3 separate regions of the Homo sapiens genome follow, and all the other regions are linked to region 2. A link is a contact called in ENCODE Hi-C or POLR2A ChIA-PET data. All regions are on one chromosome and are shown on one strand. The core of a region is the stretch at or near the end of the contact, and the rest is flanking DNA. Distances in the headings are between cores, read along the strand shown. Region 1 holds the start of DGKG (diacylglycerol kinase gamma). Region 2 has its middle 33 kb from the start of LINC02020. Region 3 holds the start of LINC02020 (long intergenic non-protein coding RNA 2020).

Region 1 (3,608 bases), core at 1,041-3,540, 45 kb before region 2:
ACCACAAAGAAAAGGTACTTCCCCGCCCTTTTCCCCCTTCTCTTCCAGGGGAGGAGATGGGGCCAGCATCCACCAACTCCCATCAGTAGGAGAGGGGAGAGTTGCTGGCTTCTGGGTTCTTTCCTCGCAGAGGCTCACACATGCACAGCCTGGGCCTCTGGGAGTGTCCGGGTTGGAGGGATCCTCACCATCTGTTGATGGTGTTGTGTGGGGAGTTGGAGCAGTTGGGGGAGCTGGAACAGATGATCTTAGTAGTTACTCCCATCTCTGAGAGTCTAGATTTCAAGACACGCTGATGTTTGTCGTTTTCTCCCCATGTCTCGGTTGATCTGAACCAACCACTCCATAAAATTCTAAGGTAGGAAAGACTCATCTACTAGCTTCCCACCCTAAAGCCCCTCCCAGAAAAATACCTGTAGTAATGCCTATAGTGCTGGGTGTAAACGTTAAGGGTGATTGGCAAAAAAGACATAGATCAGGAGTACGACCGGGAAGTTGGCTTAGTTGCAGCCGTTTTATTTAAGGAGTATAATTCATATTCGGAATGGAATCTCCAGCAAATGTAGTCTTTTAATATGACAAACAGTTAAGTACCTTCCCATGTTAGACACATGCCTGGAATGAGAGTGAGAGGGACATAAAATATAAAGGGGTGTGTGTCTGTGCCTGGGTTCATGACCAAACCTCGACATTTGCCCTCTATGATCTAATTTCCTTCATTGACAACCAGGGTGCCCTGTGTGCCAGCAAGTGGCTCTGCCAGCTGTATTTTACAGACAGAGAATCCCAAGCACCAAAATAACAAAGTTGATTCCCCCATCCAGACCAGAGGGGTCGTTTCCAGTCCTGTGTCCTGACCACTGTCTCTCATCATGACCCCTGGTGTTCACCTCCAGATCCAAAGTGTCGTCGCCAAGCCCCCAAAATAAAGGAATGACAAACAGCCCTCCCAGGCCCTCCTCCCCACAGAGAGGTCATCGTATGCTAATGAAGTCCGAGGAGGCAGCGGCGCAGCGCGGGAGAGCGCGCCCACGGGTTCACAGCGCTCCCGGGCACCACTGCGGCGCAGCCACAGATCGCTTCGCGCTGCAGCAGACGCTCCCGCCGCGGGGGGCGACTGGGGGAGGGGTCTCGACCGCCACCCTGAGTTCCGCAGCTCATCCCTCCCATCTGGGAGGTGGTTCTAGCTCTAGTCCCAAGCTTTCCACTGCAGTGATGGTGGGGATGGGGGCAGCACGTCAAATCACCTGTAGGGCTTTTTAGAACTCCACAGCCCCCTCCCCTAATTCTATTCCACTAGTTCAAACGAAGAAAATCTCAGACTAGGCAAGGGGAGGTGGACCGGTGGAGTCTGCGAAAGCACCACAGGTGACTCCGGGTACGCACTCCTCAGGACACAAGCACACACACGGACACATCTTGTGACTCTGAGACTACACAGATCAACCTCAGATTCGACCCTTCCCTCCTTTATTCTCTGAGGTGTCCGTGTTCGCTTCAGCTTCCCTTTAAGTCGCCCTGCGCAGGGGCTTTGTGGAGTGCCCCCAAAGTCCTAGAACCCCGCGGGACGGTCGGAGGCTTTGGCGGCCAGACATTAGGAAAAGCATCTCCTGCTTCTCGGACTGCCTGGAGCGCGAACTGGATATCAAGGAGCCAAGGTTAAGTCCAGAAGAAGAAGGAAATCCGACCAGTTGCTTTAGCAAACTGCCTGGAGCAAGGCCGCCTCCCACCCGCACAGCTTTGAGGCTTGAGGGGGCCTCTCAGTCGCAGAGAGAGCCGAGCCCCACCCTGTGCGTTCCCCAAGCCTGCACCCCTCGAGCGGGGCATCCCTTCCTGCAGGGCTTTGTGGCAGGTGGAACTGTCGGGGTGGGCGCCGTGGCTTTGGCTGCAGCCCCTTCCCTGGCCGCGGGACCGGCTCCCGCTTTGCCCTCCTTTACCAAGTTGCTGCACCGGGTGCTCCCTGAGCCGGGGACCCCCTCCGCCGCGCCGGCCGCCGTCTTACCTCACCAGGCAACACTTGGTTGCGCGGTGGCCCGGGGCGCTCCTTCTTCGCGGTTTATTCCCTTACTTGGGAGGAAAGAGGAACCGAGAGACAGAAGGGGGACCGAAGCTGGCCTCTGGGCGTCTTCCCGCCTGCGCAGCCCTCTCGGGGGAGGGGGATGCAGCCCCAGTGGGTGCCGCGGAGACCAGGCTGCCAGGCTGTGGTTGGTAGCGCCGGGGTCTTCACCCTGTGCTCGGAGTTCAGCAGCTCCAAAGCTGTCTATCTCCGTGGCCCGCTACTACGGCACTGCGGCTCTGTGCCCTGCCCCTCGCAGCCTGGCAAGTCCAGCTGCCACTCTCACTGCGGAGCCCTGCCCCCGGGCGCAGAGCCCGCCCCCGCCACACACACCGGCGCGCGCGCGTACACACACGGCACACACAGACACGCGCTTCCACACATGCACACGCGTGCGCACACACGAATGTGGATCCGCTCGATGGGAACCTGACCCCCTTTGGTGCAACTAGGGCGCGGGCATCATTAGGACGCTTTTTACTGACAGGGCTTCGGTTTGGGAGGAGGAGTTACAGGCTTAGGAGTGTGGAGAGGATGCAACAGTGGTGGGTACCAGAGGGCCCCTGACCCCGGAGGCAAAGGACAACTGTTTGACAAATAAATACCGACTGGGCGTTTCCTTTTCTCAACTCTGGTCAAGGCTACCGTAATATCCCGACCAAATCGAAGAAAAAATAAAAATACAAAATCAACAAGTTCTCTTTGTTTCCCAGGAACTCAGTATCTCTAGGATCCAAATCACTAGCCCTGTCCAGAGGGTCATTTCTGACAACCTTGACTTCGGTGGCAGTGGATTGGTGGCAGTTCAACTCGAAAAGGTTTTCCCCTCGTAGCCTGGTGGAGACTGGCACAGCCTGCCTGAGCTGGACTCTGTTGGATGGGTCGGGTCTCTGGGTGTGTTTAATTCCCATTCTCCTTTGCTTTTAGGTGACCTTGGACTGTATTCCTGCAGAATAAATAGATCTCTTCTTTTTTTAAAATGTAGAAGAGCACAGAAAAGACGCTGGGGTGAGGGGTCGGGGGGAATAGGGGAGCTACATTAGCCAAGGCACTATGACTTGTTGCTTCTCTTTCCATGACGTGCATGTCCACGTGAGGGGGTGATGGTGGTGGTGACACTATTTCAGGCATGTCACACAGCAAGATGACTGCTGTCCATTTCACACCACATTTAGAGTCATTAGGAGTTTAGACTGTCATCTTTAAAATATGTGGAGTTTACTCATTTCCACAGCCGAGAATTCTTTTCTGCCAGTGGGCAGTGAAGGTCCCCGGGCCAGCACTGCAGCCAAGAAAAGCTTTCCGCAGAGTGTGGAGGCGCCGAGGGGCTCTGGGTGTCTGTGCATTTGGGGAAGAAGCCTCAAACACGAATGTCAAACAGCCCTGAGGACCCTGTTGGGTGGTGTCCATACTAGGCTATCTGCAGGCAGGCTGGTGAGACAGATGAGAAACAGAGCTGAGAGATCTCCTTAAGATTCCACACAGTGATGAAGACAGAGCTGATACCAGAACCCCGTGTTTGCGACTCCTCTTATCCTCTGGGTCTTATCCA
Region 2 (3,241 bases), core at 104-2,603:
TAGTTTTCCCACAATAAAAGCACAGCCATCCCCGAAGAATTCTGTGAACCTGTTTAGGGACAGTTGTAGACGTGTGTATCTAAGCGCATGTCTCGATGTTCCTCCCCACAACAGTAACTGTGATTATTTTTGGGTGGTGAGGTTTGGGATGACTTACACTCTCTTCACAATGCGCGTAAATTATTTTTATACTCAGAGCAAAAAGCCATTTCCATTTTATTTATTTAGTTTTTGAAACAGGGTCTTGCTCTTTCACCCAGGCTGGTGCAGTGGTGTAATTATAGCTCACTGCAGCCTCAAACTCCTGGGCTCAAGCAATGCTCCTGCCTCAGCCTCCTGAGTAGTGGGGACTACAGGCGCATGCCACCATATCTGGCTTTTTTGTTTTATTTATTTTGTCTTGTTTAGATACGGGGTGAGTCTTGCTATGTTGCCTAGGCTGGTCTTGAGCTCCTGGCCTCAAGTGATCATCCTGCCTCAGCCTCCCAAAGTGCTGGGATTACAGGCATAAGCCACCAGGCCCAGCCTACTTCCATTTTAGAAAAGAAAAACTGCCCGTGTATCCCAAGAAATATTGCCCTCTTTAGTCAAATATTCAGCATTTCTGAGTACTCTATCTGCTACCCCTCAAATTGATGAGCAAGATCTGATTCTCAGAAATCTCATCTAACTCTGTTGGCTTCTAAACTAAATATTGGGAAGCAGCACTTCATCATTCTTGATGGCTCTTTCTGGGAGTAAGTGGGACCAGCAGATATCGGGTCTGTCCATGGTCCATTTTGTCAGGACCCTGTGTCATTCCTGACTGCCCCCCAACACCAAATCTCACCCCTGCCAGTGCTGGGCCTCCCTGACCTGAACTCAGCTCTCCTCAGTCCGGTTCTTGGCCTGGATTTCAATTCCATTGATTTACGTTTGTTTTTCCCCCCAATTTTCATGGTGACACATCTCAAAGCCAAAGTTGCCTCTTCTGGTTGAATGAAAAAATGTGCATGACTTTCTGGGTTCGTATGTGGGACCAAGGATCCCGGATCAGGCGACATTTCACATGATTTTAGTTCTGAGGTTAACCAGGATTCTTAGGATAGCGAACAATGAACGATGCTTTCTAACAACATGTGACCTGGGTACAAACTCATTAATTTACTAAAAGTTGCTCTTTCTGATGTGTCTGAAGCCTGTAGAGGCAGGACAGTCGTTCCGACTGCAAAGTGCTTTGCAAAGTATGAAAGATACTGAGTTGCCGGAGGCCTGCAAGCAGGAAGCCAGAACTGACGGCAGGCTGTCACTAACTGCTCTCCAAAAAAACAGTGAGGAGGACCAGGAGCCTTTGCCATACGCCAGGGGATTACTCTCTGGAAAAAACACAAGGTTGGCTGCCCACCAAGACACAAGGTTCCCAAATAGAGCCTGAGTCCTTGAGGGAGAGGAGATCTAGCTAAAAATAGCTATGACGTCCCAAAGTTGATTTTCTTCTCCCCCTCGCCTTTTCATTTTTTCAGTGAGTTCACCTAAAATAGCCTGGCAAAAGATTTTTTGCCCTTTAAGTGGAAAAAGAAAACAGCTAGAGAGGTCAAGAGCTGAAGTTAAGGTTCTAAGAAGCCTGAAGTTTCCGCCCAAAAGACAAGGGGGTGATGGCCCTGTCCCGGGTGAAGGTCGCCTCCCTGAAGAGAAGGGCCGAGGCCTGAGGCTTTTCAGGGAATGACATGAGCTCCTGTGGCCCAGTGGACACATACAGGGGGTGACCAGAGCCTGGACAGGCATCCAGGTCACTGAAGGGCAAATTGGCCTTCAGCTTGAGGGAGGATGCCAGGCTCTGAGGTCCAGCCCCAAGGCTGGCATTTCAGGAAACCTAAGGATAATTTGTGTTTGGGAGGCAGCATCCCAGGCCGTCTTACTCAGCCGGGAACCCCAGTGGGCGGGTCAGAGGCAAGATGTTTCATTATCACCTGCAGAAAGAGCTCCAACATGAGGAAGTAGGGTTTACCTAGAGATAGGGCCAGGTAAGGGAGATGCTCCCCATCCCAGGGGCAGTCAACTACTTACAAATACCTAGGGGATTCCCTTCTCTGGGAGGGTTTTCCATTTTTCCACCCTTGCCTCAGAAGTGGAATGAATGCCTCCTTCCTCTTTGCCTCCCTGTCTCTGGCCTGCGGTCCTCACCTCCTTGGGGTAGCCTGACTCGGACTCCTCCTGGAGTCCTCGTTGAGACAGAGCCACTACCTTAGGGACTCCTTTGAAAGAAAAATCCCAAGTCAGGGCTCAGCGCAGAAGGAAAAAGAGGCAGTGCTGTTCTCTTAAAACCAAAGCAATCACAATAGCAACTTGAGGCTGTATAATTATAATCCCTCAAATACAAGCAATGTTTTGTATTATGCAAAGTGTTGCCATCTACACTATCTGATTTCTTTAACAACTGCAAAAGGGATGAGGTAGAGGATTCACTCATTCATTGAGCAAATATTGCCACCTCTATTTTACAACTAAATAAACTGAGGCTCAAAAAGCTGACTGACTTGTTGCTCAAAGCTGTACAACTAGTAAAGCTACACAGTCAACAAATTTTAGACAGAAAAGTCAAATCCAGGTGCTTGTCTCCCAGTCCAGGGCTTCTTCACTACCTTGCAAAAGATTTTAGTGGGGGAGGCACATACTCCAGAGGGGGTGTCCCCAGGTGAAATTCACTACAGACAGTGAGGAGAAGCATGACTGATGTTTGAAGGTCCAGGTGTGTCCCACGGCCAGTGTTCAAATGCTACCACTTAAGAGCACGTGAACTTAGGCAAGAACTTCACCCCTCTGATGGTGTCACTGCACACGATGGTCAGGATTAAGTCAGAGAGTATATGTTAGAAGTCTGTAATACAATGACTGGCATAGAATAAACACTCAATAATTTTAGCAGTTTTATTAGCATTATTTTCATAATGTTCATGTTACAGAGCCTAGTATCAATTTGGCAGACTCAGAAGCCTAGTTTTGCCAAAGTACTGAGAATGAATTAGTCTCCAAGACTGATATTTCAAGCTGGAAAAGAGATGTGCACTTTCCAAGGTGCTATGTTCCCTGCAGAGTGAAATCTGTGTTCTGCCCAATGCAGGCTTCTCTCCTTAGACAGGTGGATCGAAAGGGTCTTGAGAGCTTGGCAGCTGACCAGATGCTTGTCAGAATCCAAAGGTTAATGACATTGGGCTAAGCCTGACTCTGCCATCTTCACCATATGGGTAACGGCCACCTTTTG
Region 3 (3,436 bases), core at 805-3,304, 33 kb after region 2:
AGAAACACATGGCTGCCTCTGTTACTGGCGCAGTGTAACCCATAACCTTAACATCCACCGCACAACTCACGTAGGGAAGCGTGTCTTCACAACCCTTGCCCTATGTTCTTGAAACAAAGGACACAGTGTTCAGATGATGGGACAAAAGGACACCGTGTTCAGATGATGGGAAGGTGTGTGGGCTGTGCTGCTGCTACCACTGAGTCTTATCAAAAGATATGTGGGGAACATTTTTAATGACAGAAGTGCCCATATAAGAGAAAAGACACGTTGATTAACTTGTGAAATCTCTCTGTTTCAGCATTTTGTATAATGAAGTATCGATTTCCAGTAGTGCTAAATATCCATTTTCTTTCTTCTTTTTGTGTGCCAATTCATGGTTTCAAAGATTCTCACAAATTAGTGCACTATTCAAAACAATTGCACAAGATGCCTGGGGAACATTTTGCAATATTAAACATTTCACATCACTTTTAAATGTGTGTGTGTATTTATGGAAGTTTGATAATGATTCTTTACATTGGCAACTAGATGGACATTGAACATGAAAATTGCAAATAGTTTTAATTGTATAAAAATTAATAATATTTAATTAAAACTTAAAAATTAAATAAAAGGTTTTTCAGCTTTATTTAAATATTTTATTAAAACACTGGTATTCATTCACTATCATTTAGATTGTATCACTAAACAATCATTTTGAAAATTTTAGAAAAACTTATGGAAAATATATATAAAAATAATTTTAGTTTTTTATCTTTCATATTTACCGCAATTATATTTTTATTAAGTATACTCAATTTGGTATAATTTCAATGCAATTATATCTTAATTTTTAATACTTTAGATCAGTGCAACTTAATACAGTTATATGTCGCTTTGTGACAGATATGTCCTAAGAAATGCATTGTGAGGCAATTCCATCATTGCACAAACATTATGGAGTGTACTTACATAAACCTTGAGTGTAGTCTACTGCACACCTGGGCAATATGGTATAGCGTATTGCTCCTAGGCTGCCAACCTGCACAGCATGTTATTGTACTGAACAATGTAGGCAATGTAACGCAATGATATTTGTGTATCTAAACATACCTAAATGCAGAAATGCTGCAGTAGATATACAACATAAAAGATTGTTTTTAAGTCCACCTGTAGAAGGCACTTACCATGAATTGAACTTGCAGGCTTGGAAATATCTCTGGGTGAGTCAGTGAGTGAGTGGTGAGTGAGTGTGAAGGTCTAGGACATTACTGTATTCTACTCTATGCTTTATAAATACTGTCCATTAGAAGACACTAAATTTATTTTAAAATACTTTTATTTCTTCAGTAACAAATTAACCTTACCTTACTCTCTTTTACTTTATAAACTTTTAAATTTTTTTAAAACGTTTTGACTATTTAGTAATGACACTTGGCTTAAAACACAAACATTGTAGAGCGGAACAAAAATATTTTATTTCTTTATATCCTTACTTTATAAGCTTTTCTCTATTTTTGAAATTTTTAATTTTTACTTCTTAAACTTTTTTGTTAAAAACGAAGACACAAATACACACATTAGCCTAGGCCTACACGGGGTCAGAATCATCAGGATCACTGTCTTCCGCCTCCCCTCCTGTCCCACTGGAAGGTCTTCAGGGGCAATAACAAGCGTGGAGCTTCATTTCCTCTGATAACAATGCCTTCTTCTCGAATCCTTCCTGGAGGACCTGTCTGAGGATGTTTTCCAGCTAGCTTTTTTTTCATAAGTAGAAAGAGTACACTAAAATAACAGCAAAAAGTATAGTAGATACATAAACCAGTACCATAGTCATTTATTATCAAGTATTATGTACTATACATAACTGGATGTGCTATACTTTTATTATACAACTGGCAGAGCAGTCAATTTGTTTACCCCAGCATAACCACATACATGTAAGTAATGCATTACACTATGATGTTACCATGGCTACACTATCACTAGGTAATAGGAATTTTTCAGCTCTATTAGAATCCGATGGGACCACCATTGTATATGTGGTCTGCCATTGGCTGAAGCATCATTATTTGGTGCATGACTGTAGAACTTTAAGCAATGATGAAAATGCTCTATATCCACACTATCCAATATGGTAACCACTAGCCACTTGTGACTACTGAGTGTCTGAAAGGTGACTGGTACAACTGGGGAACTGAATTTTAAATTTTCTATAATTTAAATTAAAACAGCCACATTTATTTTATGGCTATTATATTGTATCCTATATCATATCATATTTATATATCATATCATATGTTACATGGTATATCATATTACAAATGCAGCTTTAGATCATTACTTTCCCTAGAACACAAATTACATGAAAATCTTGAGTACAATGACATAGTTACTGATTTTGCCAGGATAAAGGAAAAAGTAAATGTTATTTAAAAAGCATATAATTTATGAATTATTAATATCTTCATTGATTATTCATCCAAACACCACAGGCCCATCAACAGAATTCCCAGTATATGCGATAATAATTATGTTCAGTCATCGTTGACGTTTTGCCAGCTTTCAGTCAATTAGAAACTTTGAACTTTACTCGTATTTTTCTATCTAATCATTATGAAGATATATTTGTCAAGGAAGGAGAATAGAAAGCATGTTGTTCAACTCTTTGTGATTTAGAACTGTTAAATATAGTCATATGATATGCAGGTTCTGCTTGAATTCTTGCCCTGGCTCTTGGTGAAGGATCGGCCTGCTGGATCTGAGTCATCCACCTATAAGAGGGACAACACCACACATTGGTCGCTGCTCTCAAGCCCCTGGAATACCACCCCACTTGGCTTCTCCTGGTAACAGTGGCTGCCTTTGCTTGCCTGTCTCCAACTCCTCCCAAGAGCATTGCTGACTGTGAGCTGTACCTTTGAATCTGCAGGGGCCCTTCCCATCTGTCTAATATTTGCTATCAGTGAAACAGAAAAACCCTTGGGACACTGTCAGGGAGCATTCTGGCCCGCAAAATGCCTACCAACCACCATGCCGTTCTCATTCTTGCCATTAGCAACCTTCTCTTTCTCTACATCATCAGCGTCCTATGTGCACTCATTCTAGAGGGCCAATAATTCTCACAGATTACCAGTGTAGACTTAAATTATTTTTATTATAATATCACAGTACAAGTAAAAAGTATATGGCTGTGGTTTTTGTTCAGTTATAAAGTTCAAATAAACTTTCTAGATTAAATACAAACAAACTACAACACTGATCAAAATAAAAGCAGCAACATTAATTTAATGTGGCAATGTCTTGTGGAAAGCAAATTGCCAGTGTTGAAACAGTAGAAAGTTCTTAATGTTGGTTTTTTACTGGTTGTATTTCCGCATTTTAAATTTAGTAACACTTAACACAGAGAATGCTGTATATAAAATCATATATATATATATACATACAAAATCAT

Evidence for each region. A loop is a pair of places that touch in the nucleus more often than their neighbours do. ChIA-PET counts read pairs that join two places held with the same protein, here RNA polymerase II (POLR2A). Pooled maps may share reads with other maps.
Region 1: a loop to region 2 is called in a map of ascending aorta, with 4 times the contacts of the local background. The contact joins the promoter of DGKG here to the enhancer-like site in region 2. A Hi-C loop is called at or near these places in 20 of 168 maps with a recorded cell type or tissue (Right ventricle myocardium inferior, aorta, ascending aorta and 12 more), 1 of 37 single-sample maps with no recorded cell type and 15 of 50 pooled maps. POLR2A ChIA-PET finds 5 or more read pairs at or near these places in 2 of 52 experiments (WTC11 and activated CD4-positive, alpha-beta T cell).
Region 3: a loop to region 2 is called in a map of posterior vena cava, with 35 times the contacts of the local background. The contact joins the promoter of LINC02020 here to the enhancer-like site in region 2. A Hi-C loop is called at or near these places in 4 of 168 maps with a recorded cell type or tissue (CD8-positive, alpha-beta T cell, PC-3, cardiac septum and 1 more) and 4 of 50 pooled maps. POLR2A ChIA-PET finds 5 or more read pairs at or near these places in 2 of 52 experiments (Panc1 and activated CD4-positive, alpha-beta T cell).

The regions. Positions count from the first base shown.
Region 1 is chr3:186,359,944-186,363,551 of GRCh38, forward strand. DGKG (diacylglycerol kinase gamma) reads right to left here and starts at 2,291. Exons shown (of 25, transcript NM_001346.3): 1 at 2,003-2,291. RefSeq lists an enhancer at 1,059-1,576 and a silencer at 2,361-2,450.
Region 2 is chr3:186,405,503-186,408,743 of GRCh38, forward strand. No RefSeq gene overlaps it. Among named protein-coding and RNA genes, the nearest start is that of LINC02020, 33 kb to the right of the region's middle. Within about 2 kb of position 1,354, at least 15 of the 41 ENCODE cell types and tissues checked have a DNase peak (open chromatin) inside an H3K27ac peak, as active enhancers do; they include ascending aorta, dorsolateral prefrontal cortex, heart left ventricle and 4 more, where a contact is called at or near this core.
Region 3 is chr3:186,438,291-186,441,726 of GRCh38, forward strand. LINC02020 (long intergenic non-protein coding RNA 2020) reads left to right here and starts at 2,055. Exons shown (of 4, transcript NR_151710.1): 1 at 2,055-2,158; 2 at 2,692-2,831.